Linked DNA regions of Homo sapiens: region 1 is linked to region 2. A link is a contact called in ENCODE Hi-C or POLR2A ChIA-PET data. All regions are on one chromosome and are shown on one strand. The core of a region is the stretch at or near the end of the contact, and the rest is flanking DNA. Distances in the headings are between cores, read along the strand shown. Region 1 overlaps CDK12 (cyclin dependent kinase 12). Region 2 overlaps FBXL20 (F-box and leucine rich repeat protein 20).

The links. Hi-C counts contacts between places; a loop is a spot of excess contacts on that map. ChIA-PET counts read pairs that join two places held with the same protein, here RNA polymerase II (POLR2A). Pooled maps may share reads with other maps.
Region 1: POLR2A ChIA-PET joins it to region 2 with 11 read pairs in BJ. The contact joins two enhancer-like sites. A Hi-C loop is called at or near these places in 1 of 168 maps with a recorded cell type or tissue (IMR-90) and 4 of 50 pooled maps. POLR2A ChIA-PET finds 5 or more read pairs at or near these places in 6 of 52 experiments (BJ, T-cell, activated CD4-positive, alpha-beta T cell and 3 more).

What each region holds. Positions count from the first base shown.
Region 1 is chr17:39,483,155-39,487,853 of GRCh38, reverse strand. All of the region lies in intron 2 of CDK12 (cyclin dependent kinase 12), which reads right to left. Among named protein-coding and RNA genes, the nearest start is that of CDK12, 24 kb to the right of the region's middle. Within about 2 kb of position 1,338, at least 3 of the 41 ENCODE cell types and tissues checked have a DNase peak (open chromatin) inside an H3K27ac peak, as active enhancers do.
Region 2 is chr17:39,279,186-39,283,750 of GRCh38, reverse strand. It overlaps FBXL20 (F-box and leucine rich repeat protein 20), which reads left to right. Exons shown (of 15, transcript NM_032875.3): 8 at 896-1,022; 9 at 2,288-2,362. Among named protein-coding and RNA genes, the nearest start is that of MIR548BC, 16 kb to the left of the region's middle. Within about 2 kb of position 2,695, at least 2 of the 41 ENCODE cell types and tissues checked have a DNase peak (open chromatin) inside an H3K27ac peak, as active enhancers do.

The DNA of each region.
Region 1 (4,699 bases), core at 89-2,588, 210 kb before region 2:
CAGTTGAGCCCAGGAGTTCAAGACCAACCTGGCCAACATGGTGAAACCTCATCTCTATTAAATAAAGATACAAAAATTAGCTGGGCATGGTGGCATGTGCCTGTAGTTCCAGCTACTTGTGAGGCATGAGAATTGCTTGAACTGGGGAGGTCAAGGTTGCAGTAAGCCGAGATCGTGCCACTGCACTCCAGCCTGGGTGACAGGGCAAGACTTTATCTCAAAAAAAAAAAAAAAAAAAAAAAAAAATTGTGTCATGCACATCCTCAGAAAAAATAAGACATCTATAGTACAACAGACTAACTCATGTCTACAAATAAAATCAGGCCAGATAGGTCTTCTCTATTCCTTCACAGTATCAGATGGTTGAAAAAGATCTGAGAACCTTAACCACAGGCAATCTTCTCTATTTTTATGACAGGTAGTTATAAAGGAAAATATTGGTGCTTTGCATGAATATTTCCTAGACCACAAAGATCTATCTCTTGCAATGTATCTTTTTAAAGAATACTGTTAACCCTTGTGTGTGAATTTTCCATAAAAGAATGTCATTTACTCAAAATATAAGAACATAAATCTCAACAGCTATTGACTCCTGCCAATTTTTATCGTTTTAATCCCTTGTAAATCAGACAGAACAATACAATATAGGTTAGTTTGTACCACATCAACCAGAACTGGGATAGTCAGTGGAGTAGATAATGATCATCTGAAACTTTCTGTTGAAATACTGGGAGAGATGAACATGCAACATTATTATAATCTGCACTCAGATTTTTCCATCCTAGAAACAAAACTTATTATCAGAAAACTCTTTGAGTCACAATGTAATATAGATTCTTTTTTTTTGAGACGGAGTCTCCCTCTATTGCCCAGGTTGGAGTACAGTGGTGCAATCTTGGCTCACTGCAACCTCTGCCTCCTGGGTTCAAGTGATTCTGCTACCTCAGCCTCCCAAGTAGCTGGGACTACAGGCGTGTGCCACTACGCCCGGCTAGTTTTTTGTATTTTTAGTAGAGATGGGGTTTCACCATATTGGCCAGGCTGGACTCGAACTCCTGACCTCATGATCTGCCCACCTCAGCCTCCCAAAGTGCTGGGATTACAGACATGAGCCACCGCACCCCACCAACATAGATTTTTTAAATTATTCTAATTTTTAAGATGTTCAGCGAAAAAAAACTTGTAATTTCTCAACCACTGTCGGAATATTCTTTACAAATCTCAATTCCTCATTATTCAAAACAGATTTCTTCTTGGTTTGGCTTCACTAGAAGAACAAGAAAAATCAGGCTGAGCATGGTGACTCATGCCTGTAATCCCACTACTTTGGGAGCCAAGGCAGGAAGATTGCTTGAGCCCAGGAGTTCAAGACCAGCCTGAGCAACATAGTGAGACCTTATCTCTAAAAAAAATAAACAAAGTTAGCTGGGAGTGGTGGCATGCACTTCTGGTCCCAGCTACTATCGAGGCTGAAGCGAGAGGATCACTTGAGCCAGGGAAGGAGGCCAAGGTTGCAGTGAGCCATGATTGTGCCACTGCACTCCAGTCTAAGTGACAGAGCAAGATTCTGTTTCACAGAAAAAAAAAAAAAAAAAAAAAAGAGGCAGGGTGCAGTGGCTCATGTCTGTAATCCCAGCACTTTGGGAGGCCAAGCGGGCGGATCACCTGAAGTCAGGAGTTCAAGACCAGCCTAGCCAACATGGTGAAACCGCATCTCTACTAAAAGTACAAAAATTAGCTGGGCATGGTGGTGCACTCCCAAAATCCCAGCTACTTGGGAACCTGAGGAAGGAGAATCGCTTCAACCCAGGAGGCAGAGGTTGCAGTGAGCCAAGATCACCCCACTGCACTCCAGCCTGGGCGACAGAGCAAGACTCTGTCTCAAAAAAAAAAAAAGAAAAAGAAAAAAGAAAAATTAAGGTATTTTAATTGTGTCATCATCATTTCAAATAAATTCAGTCTATGGTTTTTTGTCTGTTTGGAGACAGGATCTTGCTGTGTCACCCAAGCTGGACTGTAGTGGTGCAATCATAGCTGACTGCAGCCTCGAGGCTCAAGTGATCTACCCACTACAACATTCCAAGCAGCTGAGACTACAGGTGCATACCACCACAGCTGCTTTTTTTTTTTTTAAGAGACAGGGGCCAGGCACAGTGGCTCATGCCTATAATCCCAGCACTTTAGGGGGCCGAGGCCGGGGATCATGAGGTCAGGAGATCAAGACCATCCTGGCAAACATTGTGAAACCCTGTCTCTACCAAAATACAAAAAAAATTAGCCAGGCGTGGTGGCACCCGCCTGTTAGTCCCAGCTACTCAGGAGGCTGAGGCAGGGGAATCACCTGAACCCGGGAGGTGGAGATTAGTGAGCTGAGATTGAGCCACTGCACTCCAGCCTGGCGACAGAGTGAGACTCTGTTTCCCAAAAAAAAAAAAAAAAAAAAAAGGGGGGGGATGCCTAAGCTCTGGTCTCAAACTCCCACCTGAAGCAATCCTCCAGCTTGGCCTCCTAAAGTGCTGGGATCACAGGCATCAGCCACCATGCCCAGCCAATCTGTGTTTCATATTTTTGTTTTCTCCAATGTTTACTTTATGAGCTCAAATAAAGTACTAATACAGATTAGGTACTCTCTTATCCACAATGCCTCAAACCAGAGTGTCTGAACTTTTTTTTTTTTTTTTTTTGAGACAGAGTCTCGCCCTGTCGCCCAGGCTGGACTGCAGTGGCGCGATCTCAGCTCACTGCAAGCTCCGCCTCCTGGGTTCACGCCATTCTCCTGCCTCAGCCTCCCGAGTAGCTGGGACCACAGGCACCCACCATCACGCCTGGCTAATTTTTTGTATTTTTAGTAGAGACGGGGTTTCACCATGTTAGCCAGGATGGTCTCGATCTCCTGACCTCGTGATCCGCCCGCCTCGGCCTCCCAAAGTTCTGGGATTACAGGCGTGAGCCACCGCACCCGGCCTGAGTGTTTCAAATTTTTAAAATTTTTAGATTTTGGATTATTTGCATTATACTGGATGAGCATATTCAATGCAAAAATCTGAATACTGAAATGCTCCAATGAGCATTTCCTTTGAGTATCATGTCAGCGCTAAAAATGTTCCTGATTTTGGAGGATTTCTAGATTTTTGGATTAGGGATATTGAACATGTATGAAAAATGTATACTGCTTCTAAAATATTACATTTTTAGCATGTTTATTTCAAGACAGAATGAGTATTTGATAGGTTATGTCCTACCAGTTCAGGATATACAATTTGAATAGAGGTCAAATCCTGTTTCAGTAAATTCCAATGTACTAAAAACCTTGAAAATTTAATGACAGCCTCAAAACTACAATGCTTAACATTATCACCTTTAGCATAGGACACTCAGTATTATAAAGGGTTGCGGACATGTGGTACATGCAAAGTGAGTCTATCATAGGGGAGCAGATACTATACATCACAGTCATTACTTGAAAAGTCACTACCAGGAAGCGCTGATGTACCCTAACTATATCAGTATTTCCTAGTTCCCCATTTATACCTATACACAAATTCACATGTGGTAATTAGGTTTCATAATACATGTGTAATTTAAAAACCTACCAAGCTCTAGGACTGCCAAACTTTTAGAATATGAATAGTATTTTGGAATCTGAACTGAATCTGTGGGTGTAATGGAAACACTTCTAATAAAAATACTGTTAATAAAAAAAGAATATAGACCAGGAATGGTGACTACGGCCTGTAGTCCCAGCTCTTTGGAATGCCGAGGTAGGCATATCACTTAAGGCCAGGAGTTTGAGACCAGCATGGCCAACATGGTGAAACCCTGTCTCTTCTAAAAATACAAAAACTTAGCCAAGTGTGGTAGCTCATGCCTGTAATCCCAGCCACTTGGGAAGTTGAGGCATGAGAATCACTTGAACCTGGAGGCAGCAGTTGCAGTGAGCCAAGATCATGCCACTGCACTCCAGCCTGGGCAACAGAGCAAGATCCTGTCTCAAACAAAAAAAAAAGAAAAAATATAAAATTTATAAATATTTACGCCAGGGGTGGTGGCTCACGCCTGTACTCTCAGCACTTTGGGAGGCCAAGGTAGGCGGATCATGAGAGTAAGAATCCGCCTCAAAAAATAAATAAATAAATAAATAAATAAATAAATAAATAAATAAATTGTAACTGTTTAAAAAACACTAAATTTTTCAATGAGATAATTTGCCCATTTTAACAGCGTAAACTACTTTAAATATAATCCTTTATCTCCTTCCCCTTGAAGTTGGTTGTTTAAAACATGATTTCAGACCAGGCACGGTGGCTCATGCCTGTAATCCTAGCACTTTAGAAGGCCAAGGAAGGTGTATTCCTTGTGTCTAGGAGTTCTACTACCCTGGACAACACAGTCAAACTCCATCTCTACAAAAAAGTACAAAAATTAGCCAGGCATGATGGCACGTGCCTGTAGTCCAAGCTACTTGAGAGGCTGAGGTGGAAAGATCGCTCCAGCCTAGCAGGTAGAGGATACTGTGAGCTGTGCACAGGCCACTGAACTCCAGCATGGGCGACAAAGGGAAAACTTGTCTCTTAAAAAAAAAAAAGAAAAGAAACAGTGATTTCACCACTATTTACAAACTTTTATCAAAAATTTAGTTGAGCCAGGGCGAGGTGGCTCACGCCTGTAATGCCAGCACTTTGGGAGGCCAAGGCGGGTG
Region 2 (4,565 bases), core at 1,446-3,945:
GCAGAGATCGGACATAAGATATCCTAAATTCAGCCTACAAAAGCGGTACTCTAGAAACATCTCAGATAAGGAAATACACAGGGCCTTTGTAATTTTTTAAAATAAAAGTTTAAAAGGCTTCATTACTACTTTGGTACTGTGAGTTGAATATCCCCGTTTCAAAAATCCAAAATGCAGCTGGGTGCTACTTGAGGGACTGAGGCGGGAGGATCAGTTGAGCCATGGAGGTCACAGCTGTAGTGAGCCCTGATGGCGCCACTGCACTCCAGCCTGGGTGACAGAACGAGACCCTGTCTCAAAAAAAAAAAGAAAGAAAAGAAAATCTGAAATGCTTCAAAATCCCAAACTTTTTGAGTATCAATGTGACACTCAAAGGAACTGCTCACTGGGGCACTTCAGATTTTCAGATATGGGATACTCAGCTATGTAAGTATAATGCAAATATTGCAAAATCTGAAATCTGAAACACTGCTGGTACCAAGCATTTAAGATAAGGGATACTCAACCAGTAATAGCATTGCTCGATGGAGAATCTCGTTTTGAATCAGAGCTCTTTATTAATTACTCTGTAAACTAGAATAAATCACTTAATTTCCATTTTTTGTCTAGAGAGCTTTGAGATATGTGATAAGTACAAAAGGAATATAAATCTGAAAAACATTATAATGCTTTGTGTTTGTTGGTTAAGCTGGATTTTAGATGTTCCTGCTAATGGTATAGTCCCATGTGAATACCACATCGATAAATCTAAATATACATTAGGTAAATATGTTTTTTCTTGTGGGAAAAAATGGGAATGTTTCCATTCCTTTACTAAATAGCCAATAAATTGAGACGTTGGTGTTTTTGGAATTGGATTTAGTGATATGTTTCTCTTATTTTGTTTTATCCTAAGTGAGGGATGTCCACTGTTGGAGCAGTTGAACATTTCCTGGTGTGACCAAGTAACCAAGGATGGCATTCAAGCACTAGTGAGGGGCTGTGGGGGTCTCAAGGCCTTATTCTTAAAAGGCTGCACGCAGGTAATACTCCATGTAGGGCTCGTGAAATTCGGAAGAATCGTGAATGAATCATGAGCTCTTTATAGACAGCCCCAAGATGTTTGTCTGGAGGGAAAGGTTAGTTGTGTGTATTATTGACAAAAGACAAATGCTTACCAAAAATTAAAGTGTTTTCCTTAGGATAAAAGAATGAGAAGAATTAACATCTGACCAAAAATAAACTTGAGGAGGAGGGAGACAAAGTGTAAATTAAGATTATATTAAAGATACACCATGGTCAAGAAGAGTTCCATGCAGTTTAATTTGTGCTGAAAAGAAAACTTGGCTTGTTGTCACTGCCTGATACTTTGAACTGGATAGGCAAAGAAGGCAGTCTTAGCAATTTCCACTTGTTTTTTAACCACCAGTGTTTCTTAAATATGCCAAGTGTACAGCAACCTGCATTTTATAGTATTGATGCTTATTTCCTGCCAGTCACATTACAAATCCAACATATTTTGTCATTAAAAATTTTACTATCTCAGTGTTTTATAGTGAAAAAAAGAATTGATTAGTTAGCCTCTGGAAAGAAATGAGTGGATTTAAATTGTGGCTGACAAACTAAGGCTAGGCTCTACTTTATTTTATTAATGGTTACTAAAACCATAACTTGGATTCCATTAAAAGTGCCCTGATTCTTTTATCACGATGAGAGGGGTTCCATTGTTTGAAAGAGAATTTCAGATGTATGACTGCCTTAAAACAACAGCTTGAGCTTCTGGTTATTTAAGGAATCCTGAAAAATACTGATTGGAATGTATCATTATAATCAGTTACTTACCATCTGTTCTCAGCACTGTAAGCATGGCACCTATCTTCCAGTGGGAGATGAACACTGGATTCCTTTCTTGGCTGTATTTCCTCAAAGTTTGTTTATAAAAAACTTTATAAGGGGTGTGTAGAAGTTTGAAAATTATTTTAGTTTCATGGGCCCTCAGTAAAATGCTGTCAGGTATATTTAATTTATCAGAAGTAAAACCCATAAAAACTAGGCAGTGTTTACTTCATCTTTGTTCTTGATTTGATGATTATGTGAATTTGAATGTGGTCAAAGCTGATTTTAAAAATACTGAGAATCATAATAAGAATTATACTGTTATATGATCATAGCGTATTTTCTGATTCATTGTTCCTTCGAAACTTGGTTGGCTGTATTAGAATGTATGAATGAATGTGTACATTCTTAAATCTCTTTCCTTTGAGACAATGTCAATAATCATTTTTTTCTTACTTTTTAATCTTTCTAGCTAGAAGATGAAGCTCTCAAGTACATAGGTGCACACTGCCCTGAACTGGTGACTTTGAACTTGCAGACTTGCTTGGTAAACATCCCTTCTCACAACTCTTCTGTTTTAGTAATTCATTTCATTAAAATTTTTAAGAGCTATTTTAAGAGCTTCAGTCATCAAGACCAGTATTGTTTTTCTACCACAACCCTAGTGACAAAGTAAACACACAGATGACTTTTGACGTGCTTAACAATACTCATTCCTAGGGGCCTTGGCATAGATAAGATAGGAGGTAGCTAGCTTATGCAGAATTCCAGATGAACTAACTGTAGCTCCACCCCTTTCTTACATACTTAAAAAAACTGTCTACTTTTAAAATGTAAATGATTCACAAGTTTAGTATTTAAAATTGCAGTCAAGCTGGGCACGGTGGCTCATGCCTGTAATCCCAGCACTTTGGGAGGCTGAAGCAGGCAGACTGCTTGAGTCCAGGAGTTTGAGACCAGCCTAGGCAACATGACAAAACCCCGTCTCTACAAAAGGTGCAAAAATTAGCTGGGTTTGGTGGTGTGTGCCTGTAGTCCCAGCTTCTTGGGAGGCTGAGGTGGGAAGATCAGTTGAGCTTGGGAGCTTGAGGTGCAGTGAGCTGAAATCATGCCACAGCACTCCAGCTCGGGCAACAGAGTGAGACCTTGTCTCAAAAAAATAAATAAGATGATGAGCAATATATACTCGTCAAATTATTTTCAAGTAGCATCTATATTTAGCGTTTTGTCTTGTTCAAACTATCAGCTTTTTTGTGTCTACCCCAAAACCCCTGAATTCTACTCAGATAATTTGCTGAAACTATTCAGGCACCTAGAATGTTAACAGTACATCTTTATTTTGTTATTTATTTATTTATTTATTTATTTTGAGGCAAAGTCTTACTCTGTCACCCAGGCTCAAGGGTAGTGGTGAGATCTGCACTCACTGCAGCCAACCTCCACCTCCTAGGCTCAAGCGATTCTCCTGCCTCAGCCTTCTGCATTGCTGGGATTACACGCCACACCCAGCTACTTTTTTTTTTTTTTTTTTTTTGAGACAGAGTCTCACTGTGTCGCCCAGGCTAGAGTGCAGTGACGCTATCTCGGCTCACTGCAACCCTGCTTCCCGGGTTCAAACAATTCTCCTACCTCTGCCTCCTGAGTATCTAGGATTGCAAGTGTGTGTCACCATGCCCGGCTAATTTTTTTTTTTTTTTTTTGAGACGGAGTCTTGCACTGTTGCCTGGGCTGGAGTGCAGAGGCACGATCTCGGCTCACTGCAACCTCCGCCTCCCAGGTTCAAGCGATTCTTCTTGCCTCAGCCTCCCAAGTAGCTGGGATTACAAGCGCCCGTCACCACACCTGGCTGATTTTTTTGTATTTTTAGTAGGGATGGGGTTTCACTATGTTGGCCAGGCTGGTAATTTTTGTATTTTTAGTAGAGATGGGTTTTTGCCATGTTGACCAGGCTGGTCTCAAACTCCTGACCTCAGGTGATCTGCCTGCCTCGGCCTCCCAAAGTGCTGGGATTACAGGCGTAAGCCACTGCCATGGCCTAATTTTTGGGACAGAGTCTTGCTGTGTTACCCAGGCTGGAATGCGGTGGTGTGATTTTTGCTCACCTTCACCTCCCGGGCTCAAGTGATTGTTCCACCTCAGCCTCCCTAGTAGTTGGGACTACAGACATGTGCCACCACACTCAGCTAATTTTTGTATTTTTTTTGTAGAGATGGGGTTTTGCCATGTTGGCCAGGTTGGTCTCGAATTCCTGGGCTCAAGCAATCCACCTGGCTTGGCCTCCCAAAGTGCTGGGAATACAGGTGTGAGCCACGTGCCTGGCCAACAGTACACCTTTAGCTTTTTTCTCTTGCCTTAAAAATTACAAATGTATTTGCCTTGGAGTGAGAGTTGCTCATGGCAAAGAAAAAAGTGATAAGTTCCTTTTTTTTTTTTTTTGAGGTGAAGTCTCACTCTGTCACTCAGACTGGACTATTAGTGGCATGATCACAGCTCACAGCAACCTCCAACTACAGGGCTCAAGCAATCCTTCCACCTCAGCCTTCTGAGTAGCTTGGACTACAGGTGTGTGCCACCACACCTGGCTAATTTTTTAATTTTTTTGTAGAGATAGGGTCTCCCTATGTTGCCAGGCTGGTCTCAAATGTCTGGGCTCAAGCAATCTGCCTGCCTCAGCCTCGCAAAGTGCTGGGATTACAGGCGTGAGCTACCTGGGCTCTTCCTTACAATTCCGATTACTATAGTTGCTGACT